2 separate regions of the Homo sapiens genome follow, and region 2 is linked to region 1. Evidence: chromatin loops called from intact Hi-C (ENCODE). Cell type or tissue: endothelial cell of umbilical vein. All regions are shown on one strand. Links, peaks and the distances in the headings refer to the core of each region. The heading gives the core; the rest is flanking DNA. Region 1 overlaps LOC105378780 (a long non-coding RNA gene). Region 2 has its middle 10 kb from the start of GADD45A.

Evidence for each region. Peaks named below come from ENCODE experiments on the same cell type or tissue, not always from the same donor. Only the 100,000 strongest peaks of a DNase experiment are listed, where the experiment ranks them.
Region 2: a loop joins it to region 1, with 6 times the contacts of the local background. A loop is called at or near these places in 5 of 110 quality-filtered maps.

The regions. Positions count from the first base shown.
Region 1 is chr1:67,588,254-67,593,636 of GRCh38, reverse strand. It overlaps LOC105378780 (a long non-coding RNA gene), which reads right to left. Exons shown (of 4, transcript XR_947474.4): 4 at 3,240-3,389. Among named protein-coding and RNA genes, the nearest start is that of LINC01702, 69 kb to the right of the region's middle. In endothelial cell of umbilical vein, for the core only: no CTCF peak of the experiment used is centred there; a DNase peak (open chromatin) is centred at 3,096; H3K27ac peaks cover 1,187 bases.
Region 2 is chr1:67,672,270-67,677,652 of GRCh38, reverse strand. No RefSeq gene overlaps it. Among named protein-coding and RNA genes, the nearest start is that of GADD45A, 10 kb to the left of the region's middle. In endothelial cell of umbilical vein, for the core only: no CTCF peak of the experiment used is centred there; a DNase peak (open chromatin) is centred at 2,832; H3K27ac peaks cover 1,703 bases.

The sequences.
Region 1 (5,383 bases), core at 67-5,066:
GCATCCAACAAGGGCACAGTGGTATTATGGGGGAACAGGCAGCTACAGGAGTGCAGTGGTGGAGCCTGAGACCCCTCTAGGAGGCCAAGGAAAACTCTGCAGGAAGGGATGTCTCAGGTGACCCTTGAGTAGGTGGGTAGAGGGAGGAGTGGAGTGGGGGCTGCAAAAATGGCATGAGTATTCCCTGCTAAGAGGATGGCCTGTGAAAGGAATGACTATTACAACTAACCCACATGACAGATAGGCAGATCTAAGTGCTTTTGCAAGTATACCACTCTCTAATGTAGGTCCTATTATTTACCCCATCTTGCAAATGAAAAAACTCAGATTCAGAGTAATCAGATACCTTGCCCCAGGTCATATAGTGAGAAAGTGATAAAGCCAGGTTTCAAACCCAGATTGTTTGGAACCAGAATCACTGTGCTTAACCACTATGCTGTATTGCCTGAAATACCAAGCGAGCAACAAAAACTTGCAATTGGGTTCATTTCAATGCTGTGGCAGACTTAGAAGTGAGGCTGGGGAGGCAGAAAGGGCCAGACCATGCTTGACTTTGTTGATAGTGCTGAGGGTCTGAACTTGATCCAAAGAGCAATGAGAAGCTAGTAAAGGGTTGCAATCAGAGAAGTGAAATAAACTGATGTCATTAAACTTCCTGCTACAAAACCAGATTCTTATGAGATCATCAGCACTAATCCCACCATGTCCCACCTCCCTGTTCACCTCAGTCACCTCCAGAAGGTCAAGTTCCCATCCCAAGTCATCTGGCATCACCCCAACCCTTAGCCCCATGGTGGCTCTGCACATCTGGTAATCTGAACCAATCTCCCCCACACTGTCCAGCCTCTCAGCAGCCTCCTCTTCTCTATTCTTAATCCCTTCTCAGAATGTTTCCCTCACCGCTTACCCCGTCTAGTGCCTGATTTGTCCTAAAACTTCCATTGCAGCTACTTAACAGCAGGTTGGCTTTTTTTTTCTTCTCATACCCTCCCCATGTATCTGGAGATGGGACAGGTGTGCGCCTGGCCTCCGATTGCCACTTCTAAGCCATTCGTTCCCTTCTTCAACCCCTCTTCCTTTGAAGTATATGTCATCGGACTTTGCGCCTCTGAGTTGCTGCCATCTCCTGCCCACCCTGTCTCACTCCTTTCATGAATGACTTTACCATCGTCTCATTTCTTTCAATTGCCACCATTCTTGGTTGCTTCAAAATTCAGTTGGCTTATCCATCCAATATCTCAGCTGCTTGTTCTTCAGCCAGCTCATACTGATGCCCTTTTCCCCCACCCACCTAGCTATCTTCTTCCTTGGTCATGCCCTTCCATATTGCAAGCCACACTAAATGCACCACCACTGAAATTGCAACCTCAAGTATACCAGCCTCTACTCCCAGCTCACTTTTGCTGGTCCTCCAGTGCAATATGTATGCAGATCTCATAGAGATCTTTGATTATTATTAGCGCTACCACTTTTTCATCAGACACCTCACTCTCAACCCAGCTTAGAGTCATGATTCTTTCTTACAACCACTGCCCTGCAAACTCTGTCCAACAACCTCACATGTCAAGCTCCAGCTTTCCAGCTATCATGCTTGCACCCAAGCAGCTGCATGTTTTTGCAGAATCCACTGATCATGATGATGGGATTCCTTTGACATATATGGACACAAATCTCAAGCCACTGATGGACAAACACTTTCTCAGTATCTCCACTTCCAAAACTCTTCACACCCTCTGTCTTCTCAAACTTCCTGTATCTTCTCTCCTTTCCTCACTTGCAGCTGATGGCCTTCACCTGCAGTTCACTGAGAAAAAGAGAAACAACCACCTAGAAACCACCTCATCTTCTTAGTAACAAAACTTCCAACTTAACTGGCCTGTGCCCACATGCTGGGCCTTTCCTCCTGTTTCTACAGAGGGCACATCCCTGTTCCCCTCTCAGGCCAGCTCGTTTCTCCCATCTTGCCTTCCCCTGGAGAGCACTTCTCTAAGAGTCTCCTCTCTGTCCTGCAGCACTGTTTTCCTTTCTACTGATTCACTCCACTTCCACTTGCCCTCCCTCTCCCTCCACAGAGGGTCAAGAATCCAAAGCCGATGATTTTCCCGTGGAATTGTGTGGGAACTTGTCAGATCTGCTGCAGAAAAAAAGATACCCAAGGATAGATGATCTACATAATCCCTCCCAACTCTGAGCATCTATAGCTTCTGCCTTTATTCTCATGGGCCAATAGTAGTTAGAGTTAGACATTCCTTCATCTTCCTCTACTTTTTTTTTTTTTTTTTTTTTTTTGAGACGGAGTGTCGCTCCATCACCAGGCTGGAGTGCAATAGTGGGATTTCGGCTCAGGCTTGATAGCAGAGGCTTGAACCTCCGCCTCCCGGGTTCAAGCAATTCTCCTGCCTCAGCCTCTCGAGTAGCTGAGACAACAGGCGTGCGCCACCATGCCTGGCTAACTTTTGTATTTTTAGTAGAGATGGGGTTTCGCCATGTTGACCAGGCTGATCTCAAACTCCTGACTTCAGGTGGTCCACCCGCCTCTGCCTTCCAAAGTGCTGGGATTACAGGTGTGAGCCACCATGCCCAGCCCATCTCCCTTCACTTCTGAGTGGAGGTCCCACTCACTTGGCCATGGCATTATGGTGAGGTAGTTTGCTGTGATGCTCATTAATGTGAAAGCCAGCTGGGTTTGGCCACCACTCCTACACTGTCTTGGGTGAGTGTGGGCAAGTTCTTTTATCTCCTGAGCCTTCATTTCCTTTATCTATAAAATAGGGATAATAATAAGATTTACCCTCATAGATGGTAAGGATGGAAAAGGTTAAAACACATAGCGTGCCTATCTTCATGCCCATAGAACCAGAAAAATATTAAGAGATGCCTCCCCTAAGTGGTGGTTAAAGTTATTATTCCCTCCTGTGAGCCCCTGGGTGAACAGTGCATTGTTTAAGGACCTAGGGCAGTTGTGTTTGTGCAGAATTCACTTCCTACCATGAGGCCTGTTGGATTTGTAATGGGCAGATTAGAATTTGTGAAAGTATGCAAGAGCCAGGATGTGAGAGGGCTGGATCCCTGGGCAGAACACATAATGAGGCAAACAAGTTATGCTGTTCCTGTTTTTGAGTTGCAGGGAAAGACCAAGGGCTATTTTTAGCTTGGAAGGTTTGGGTTCTGGGAGGGCGCTGCAGCCGTGTTTGTCACATTACGTTTTAACATAATACAGAGTCACCCCACTAAAGGGATCTGTTTCAGGTTGTTTTTATTAATCCAAGTGCCTTTTTTTCAAATTGAGATGTCCAGACTTAATGGGCAGCAAGCAAACAGTACCCAAGAAGCAGATTTAACCTAATAAAAAATAAATCCTTTGTTCTGTCAAGTTTCCATGAGGTATCCTAAAAACAGGAAAAAAAAAGTCATAAATATAGCATTGCCTTCACTTGAGTAAGTTGTTCTTTAGGGAAAAAATATTTTGTGATTATACTATTGTGTGTCTCACAAAAATAAACATTGGAAGTGTATGTTGTGGTTTAAGAATGAAGGCGAGACCTTCCCAAGGAAATTTTTTGAGCCATTTCAGGTGCAGGCAGATGTCTATCTGTCTTCTAAGATGACAACAAGCACAAAACTGTGGGGGAGGGGGCGCCTGGGGCAGTGGGAGATAATTACAGCAGGTACAGATAATTTGGGCTTGGCAGGTTAAAAACAAAATGTTGGGATTTTTATTCCGTTAGGATGGAACAAACAATGTCCTCCAAAATCAGACCCAACACATTCACTCAAGAAACCTTAGTTGAGCGCCTAGGACAGCCTGCTACTAGAGATACAAAAGGGAACAGATAGGATTGGTCCTTGCCTTAAGAGAGCTCATGGCTCAACAGAGAAGATAGATAAGAAAACAGTGTGACGGAAGCTCTGACCCAAGACATATCCTACTAGACCAACTCGACAACTTCCTAACTGCTTAATAATCCTAAACTTCAATTGCTTCATCTCTGACATAAGGCTAAGAATTCCTATTAAAGATCGTAGGTTAAACATGTGCCATGGGCTCAAAACAAACAAAACCCTCCTTTGTCCTCTTTCTTACGCTCCAAAATGAAAAGATTCCAAGAAAGAAGAAAGCATGGGACCCAGAAGTAAGGCACTCCAACCTAGGAGAGAGGCCCAGGGAAGGCCCAAGACAATGGTGCAGAGATCCTGGGGTGACAGCCGAGCACCCAGCATAGGGGCCACCTGTCTAGACCCAAGCTAGTTAGAAGGCCCCCAGAGAGATTGCCTCAAAAAGTTGAAATTGATAGAATACCAAATATATGTGGAAATGTTGGGAAAGTATTTCTGTCACAGTGGACAGGTTTGAGGCTTACTTAGAGATAAGTACACAGAAAATGAAGCCACTTTATTTATTTATTTATTTTTCTGAGACAGGGTCTTGTTCTGTTGCCCAGGCTGGAGTGTGGTGGCAAGATCACAGCCCACCGCAGCCTTGAATTCCTGGGCTCAAGGTATCCTCCCACCTCAACTTCTTGAATAGCCAGGACTACAGGTGCGCACCACCATGTCTGGCTAGTTTTTGTTGTTGTCGTATGCTGCCCAGGCTAGTCTGGAACTCCTGGACTCAAGCAGTCCCCCCACCGAAGTGCTGGGATTAGAGGCATGAGCCAAACTTTAAAAATAAGAAAATAATTCCAAAGAAAACAAGCAAAATAATGTGTGAGAAAAGTAACAAGTCTAGCGTACTAGATGACCAGCTATAAAAATACTGCTCTGGCTGAAATCGAGTTACATCTATATTAGATAGAAGAGGGGGAAAGCGTATTTGTATGTTGCACATGGTGCAGGCCGCTGATGGCAGAGCTAAATCCTCATCTTTCATGGTGCAAAGCCAAAAGATAATGCCTAAACTGAGAAATCTCAAAGTAGCAATATAAGCATGATACGAGGTGAATAACAAAATGAATCAGCAAAAATATTGGAGGTGGTTGTCTCTGGACCATGGGAAACTGCGCTGCGGAGATTTGGGGAAGCTGTGGGGAACGGGGAAGTAATCACTGACATTTGAACCAAAGTATGTAGAACTTTTTGGCTCTTTAACTACATGCACATATAATTTAGATGATCATAGCACCGAATTTGAAATAATAGCTATAAAAGAACACGGAGTGCTGGAATTCTTGCTGTGTTTATTAACAAACATAAAAGTCATGTGCACATCACATGAAAACTTTCTGAGAAAGAATTGCTATCACATGGTCTACCCAGGTTGGCCAGCCCTTCATATTATTTCTCAGATCTGCAAAGTCGGCTTGTTGATAAAACATCATCTGCTTGAAAGGGAGTGGGGATAATAACAGTGTCTACCCCCATAGGGTAATTGAGAGGGTTGAAT
Region 2 (5,383 bases), core at 254-5,253, 84 kb before region 1:
GGCAGGGATTGGCAAGTTTAGGCTCCCCCTCACTCCCCTCCTGCAATACACCCCATAGCCTCTGAGCCATGCATATTGGTCACAATGGGAAATGTCTGGTTCCCTAAGACCCTTCCAGCTCTAACATTTTTTACTTAATAATTTTATTATTCTATAATTACTCTATATTTTTCGCAGTCACTGAGAAACCTCAAATACCTTACCTTACCACAAAAAAAGTTATTTTTCTGGGCCTTAAAAATTCAATCACCAGATAATGTGTCTAAAGAATTTAAAAAACATTCATGTTCCTCTGCTTTGATATCAATTTTCAAACATTTCAATCTGTTTCCATAGGTCAGTTGAAGTTATGTTACAACTTGCCTTATTAACCTTAATTTATTGTCTGGTTACCAAATGCTATGGAGTATGATTTGGCACTGTGTCTTAATAAACAGGTCACACCTGGGAGCTAGTGAGACCTCTCCCATCTGAGAAGAAGGAGCTACAACAGATGGTAAAACGACTGAAAACCAGGTGGGGTCACTGTTTAATGACCATCTGAATTAAGTTTGGTTAATTTGGCGTGTCCCTAATTATCCCTAGCAACTGGACCCTCTACTCCATTTTATAAGTTTGGATTTATATCTTTTATGTAAACTATCAAAACAAGTCCATCTGTGATCCTGAAGCTGTATTTGCCTTAAATCTAACCACAGGGGAAATCCTAATTTATTTGGTTCTAGCTATGAGGAGTCCTTAAACACTGGGTTTTTACAGTGCTCTGCAATTTACTTTTTCTCAGGTTGTCACCTATGATATGAGCATTGCCCTTCATTCTTCTCCAAGTTTAATGAAAAGACACTTAGCATAATTTCCAAAACTCAGACATGTCAAAACTTCAACCTATGTGCATCCCTTTAGAAGATTTTCTCATGAAATCTGTGTGCAGCAGTGAGTTGGCTTCCAGAGATGTTTAGAAAATTCAGAAGTTATGCTGTCCTCAACACTATAATAGATTCAAGGCCTGCCAGCTCCTTTAAAGACACTTCCTCCCCTACCCCCACCAGACCTTATTTTAGTTTGTTTATTTGTTTTTGTTTGTTTGTTTTAGGCAGGGTCTCCCTCTGTCACCCAGGCTGGAGTGCAGTGGCGCAATCTCAGTTCACTGCAGCCTCCAACTCCCAGGCTCAAGTGATCCTCCCCTAGGCTTTATTTATTAGTAAGAATATTAATTTGTGCTGGGATGGTGGCTTGCGACTATAATCCCAGCTACTCAGGGGGCTGAGGAGGGAGGATCACTTGAGACCATGACATCATGTAAACCAGGAGTCCAAGACCAGCCTGGGCAACACAGTGAGACCTCCATCTCTAAAAAAATTAAAATAAATTTTTAAAATATAAAAAGAAGAAAAAATACTAATTTGCTAAATGCTTATCATGCTTAGCACTATGGTAAATTTTTATTTACATGATGTCACTAAGCCCTCACAACAATCTATGAGATAGATACTATTATCTTCATTTTATTGCTAAGTAAGCTGTAGCCTACTGGAGAGGTTAAACTAGTTACTAACTCAAAAGACCCCTAGCTAAATGGCCAGGGCAAGATGCAAATGCACATCTGTGGGACTGCAAATCTCACATTCTTAACCACATATTATGCTTCTCTAGAACAGCTGTGGTTCACGTGGCATCAGAGTGTAGTGTTCAGAATGCAGACTCTGGAATCAGGCTTGGGCAAGCCATCTAAGCTCTTTTGCCTCTTTTCTGACAAACGCTGTCTCTTAAACTTATGATGAAAATCAAATGAGACAAAATACACACAGCACTTAGAGTACACTGCATGTAGCAGGACACCATGAATATTAATTAGATGGCACCCATTTTCCAATGTCCTTTCTAATTTTCTTTGTTCTTAATTCCTTCATCTAAGTAAAATATTGTATTTATTTCCATTTTCTCTAACATTTGAGGCATCATTGCTAACAGCAAAAGTACTGACTGGACTTCCTGGTCCGTCCTTACTGCTGTGAAAATTCCCCTGAATTTTGATGGCAGCCACAGGTAGATCCAATATACATGTTCCCTTTCTAACTATAGATGAACCGAGGTTCCCCCATCAGTGCATTTTAGATCTTTAGGCCGTTTTTTGTTTTTGTTTTTGTTTCCTTGTTTGTTTGAGATAGGGTCTTGCTCTGTCGCCCAGGCTGGAGTGCAGTGGCATGAACTCGGCTCACTGCAACCTCGGTTCACTGCAACCTCTGCCTCCCGGGCTCAAGTGATTCTCGTGCCTCAGCCTCCAGAGTAGCTGAGACTGCAGGCCTGCGCCACCATGCCTGGCTAATTTTTGCATTTTTAGTAGAGATGCAGTTTCACCATGTTGACCAGGCTGGTCTTGAATTCCTGGCCTCAAGTAATCCACCCATTTCAGCCTCCCAAAGTGCTAGGATTAGAGATGTGAGCCACCACAACCAGCCTTTTTAGGCAGTTTTGATAATGTGAATCATGTGTTTCTGTGCATGCTAAGGAACAGGCTTGATGTTATTCAAACACTTCTCGTGTGCGTGTTTTTTAATACAGAACAATGAGTTTCTCAAGTTCACTGTAAAATACTCATGTTTTCTTTTATCCTCTGAGAGCTTCCTGTATTTGTGAGCTCCTTTCAAATCAGCAACTGCAGCCTCGACATCTGGATCCTCCCTGGTGTGGGGAACATAAATTAACTGGTAGCACCCTGTAAATGTTATGGGCAGGAGGAGTTCAGGGAGTGCACAGAGGCAGGCCAGGGTGCTTTCAGTATGTGGCAGCTGGTCCCGATGTAGTGCCTCAGAACTGGGTTTAGCTGACGTCAGATAACACTGATGTGCACCAGATTGACTTGTAGTACCAGGAAAGCTGACCCCTCCCACTTCCCCTACTGCCCCTCTGCTTGCCAGGATGCTGGAGACCATTATGAACTCACAGTTGTCATTTGATCTCCATCTGGCTGCTGTCACTAAAGCTGCCTTTTATCATTTGCCAAAAAGTGTAAAGCAAAAGACATTTCCCTTTCTCACAAATCTTTGCTTCTAGTCCTTGCTCTTCTCATTTTCTGGGTAGTTCCAAGTAATTCTCCTTCTGTCTGAGTCTATGTAGCACCATCAGGAAACCAGCAAAGGACTCACTAGAATATTTACCCATATGCCATCTTCTTGGTGAACTAGATTTAGCAATGGATTTTTTAGGAAGTGTTAGAGGTGGGCTGTGGCTTTGCTGACTTCAAATATTATGTCTTAAGTTTGATGTGGTTTGAACTGCTGATATAAATGTGAGATTTGCGTGTATGAGCTCATATTGTGATAAATTTTATGAGGATGTAGATCACAACAGTCTAGCCATACAATTATGTGGGTCCCTGTATTAAATTAGAATCTACCCAAATTAAACAATGAATATAATAGCAACATGCCATAAATTGGATCTTCTAACAGCTTAGTAATATGAGGGGAATAGAAGAATAAATTCTGAGGTGATACTTGTTGTACTTAGTCACTAAGAACACTAGAATGTTAGTTGAAGCTGATCATAAATCCGGTACCAGCTTAAAAATTTACTGTTAGTGATCATCTAGCAGTTAAGATTTAGCAACATTAGCAAAAGATCATTCTTTGTCAAGAAAACTCTTTAGGGATGACATTTGATATTCAACAAGTGTTGATGGTAATGATGATGGAATATTGTACACTCCAAAAGTTTTGGAAACAAATTTAGGATTCTGATTTTTATGCAGTTTAGCAAATTAATTCTTCAAGAGGTAATTACAAAGAACCTTTTATGTATGTTCTCAGTATACTGTTTATAAAGAAATTAGAAGGCACTACACTCTATATGAATCCATAGTGTGTATGTATGTGTGTGCAAAAAAAAGTGTGGATGGATATACCTCAAAATGTAAGCAATGTTCCTTTATTGTCCATCCTTCCTTCCTTGCTTCCTTCCTTCCTTGCTTCCTTCCTTCCTTCTCTCCTTCCTTCCTTTCTTTCTTTCTTTCTTTTTCTTTCTTTCTTTGTTTCTTTGTTTCTTTGTTTCTTTGTTTCTTTGTTTCTTTCTTTCTTTCTTTCTTTCTTCCTTCCTTCCTTTCTTCCTTCCTTCCTTCCTTTCTTCCTTCCTTTCTTCTTTTCTTCTTTTCTTTTCTTTTTTGACAAGGTCTTTCTCTGTCACCCAGGCTGGAGTGCAGTGGCCCAATCATGATGTGTATGAGCTCATACTGCAACCTTGACCTCCCAGGATCAAGCAATCCTCCTACTGAGTAGCTGAGACTATAGGCACACACTTAGCTAATTATGTTTTTTAGAGATGGGGTCTCACTATGTTGCCCAGGCTGGTTTCAAACTCCTGGATTCAAGCAATCCTCCCACCTTGGCCTCCCAAAGTGCTGGGATTACAGGAAGAGCCTCCGCACCTAGCCTCAGTGTTCTTCTTTGAGTGATGAGATTACTGGTGATTTTTATTTTCTTATTTTGCCTACTTTTATTTGGTGATGTTTTATATAATAAGTGTGTGTTACTTTAAATATATTTTTAATTGAGTAATATTTATCTTCAGTGAAACACACAGATCATAAATGTACAATCTGATGAGTTTTGATAAATGTATATTCTTGTGTTACCCAATCAAGATATAAAGCCCAATCAGGACATAACCCTATTAGTGATATATCCCCAATCAAGATATATAAAGTTTACATTACTTCAGAGAGTTCCATTCTTTCAGTCTCTTAAAAGAAGCTTCTGTGTAGATTAAGATAGGACACATACACACAAAAATTGAAACAGTTCTCTGCCTTCAAGGATCTTACCTTTTTGGTGAAGAAATGAGAAAAATAATAGAGAGCTTAGCACGGAGCATTTAAGGGTTAAATTATGTAGCTCAAAAGAACTCAGAGAAGAGCCAGATAATCAGGTAAGATTTTAAAAGAGCTTAGATCTGTTATTTCATTCCAGTAGAAAAGGTGAAAAGTTTACTAGACTATAAGCTCTAAAAGGTCAAGTACTATGTTTATCTTGTTCACTGTATTCTAAGTGTCTTACACATTGCCTGGCAGAGGATACTGACTCACTAAATATTTGTGGACTGATTAAAAGGGTATTATTTATTCAATTACTCTGTCAACAAATATTTATTTACTCTTCCAGTAAATATTTGTTAAGCTCCTACTGTGTGCCATGGATTGTGCTAAGCCCAGGAGGGAGATATGATGGTAAAATGATAGACATTGTTCCTAACCTCATGGACTTTACAATTGTATCTTGGTGGAAGACTGATACTGTATTAAAAGTGTTTTAGAGACAGATAGAATGGAACTGTGAGGGATTAAAGAGGAAGGCATGTGGTGAGCCTGCAAGCATATTCAGAAGTAGAA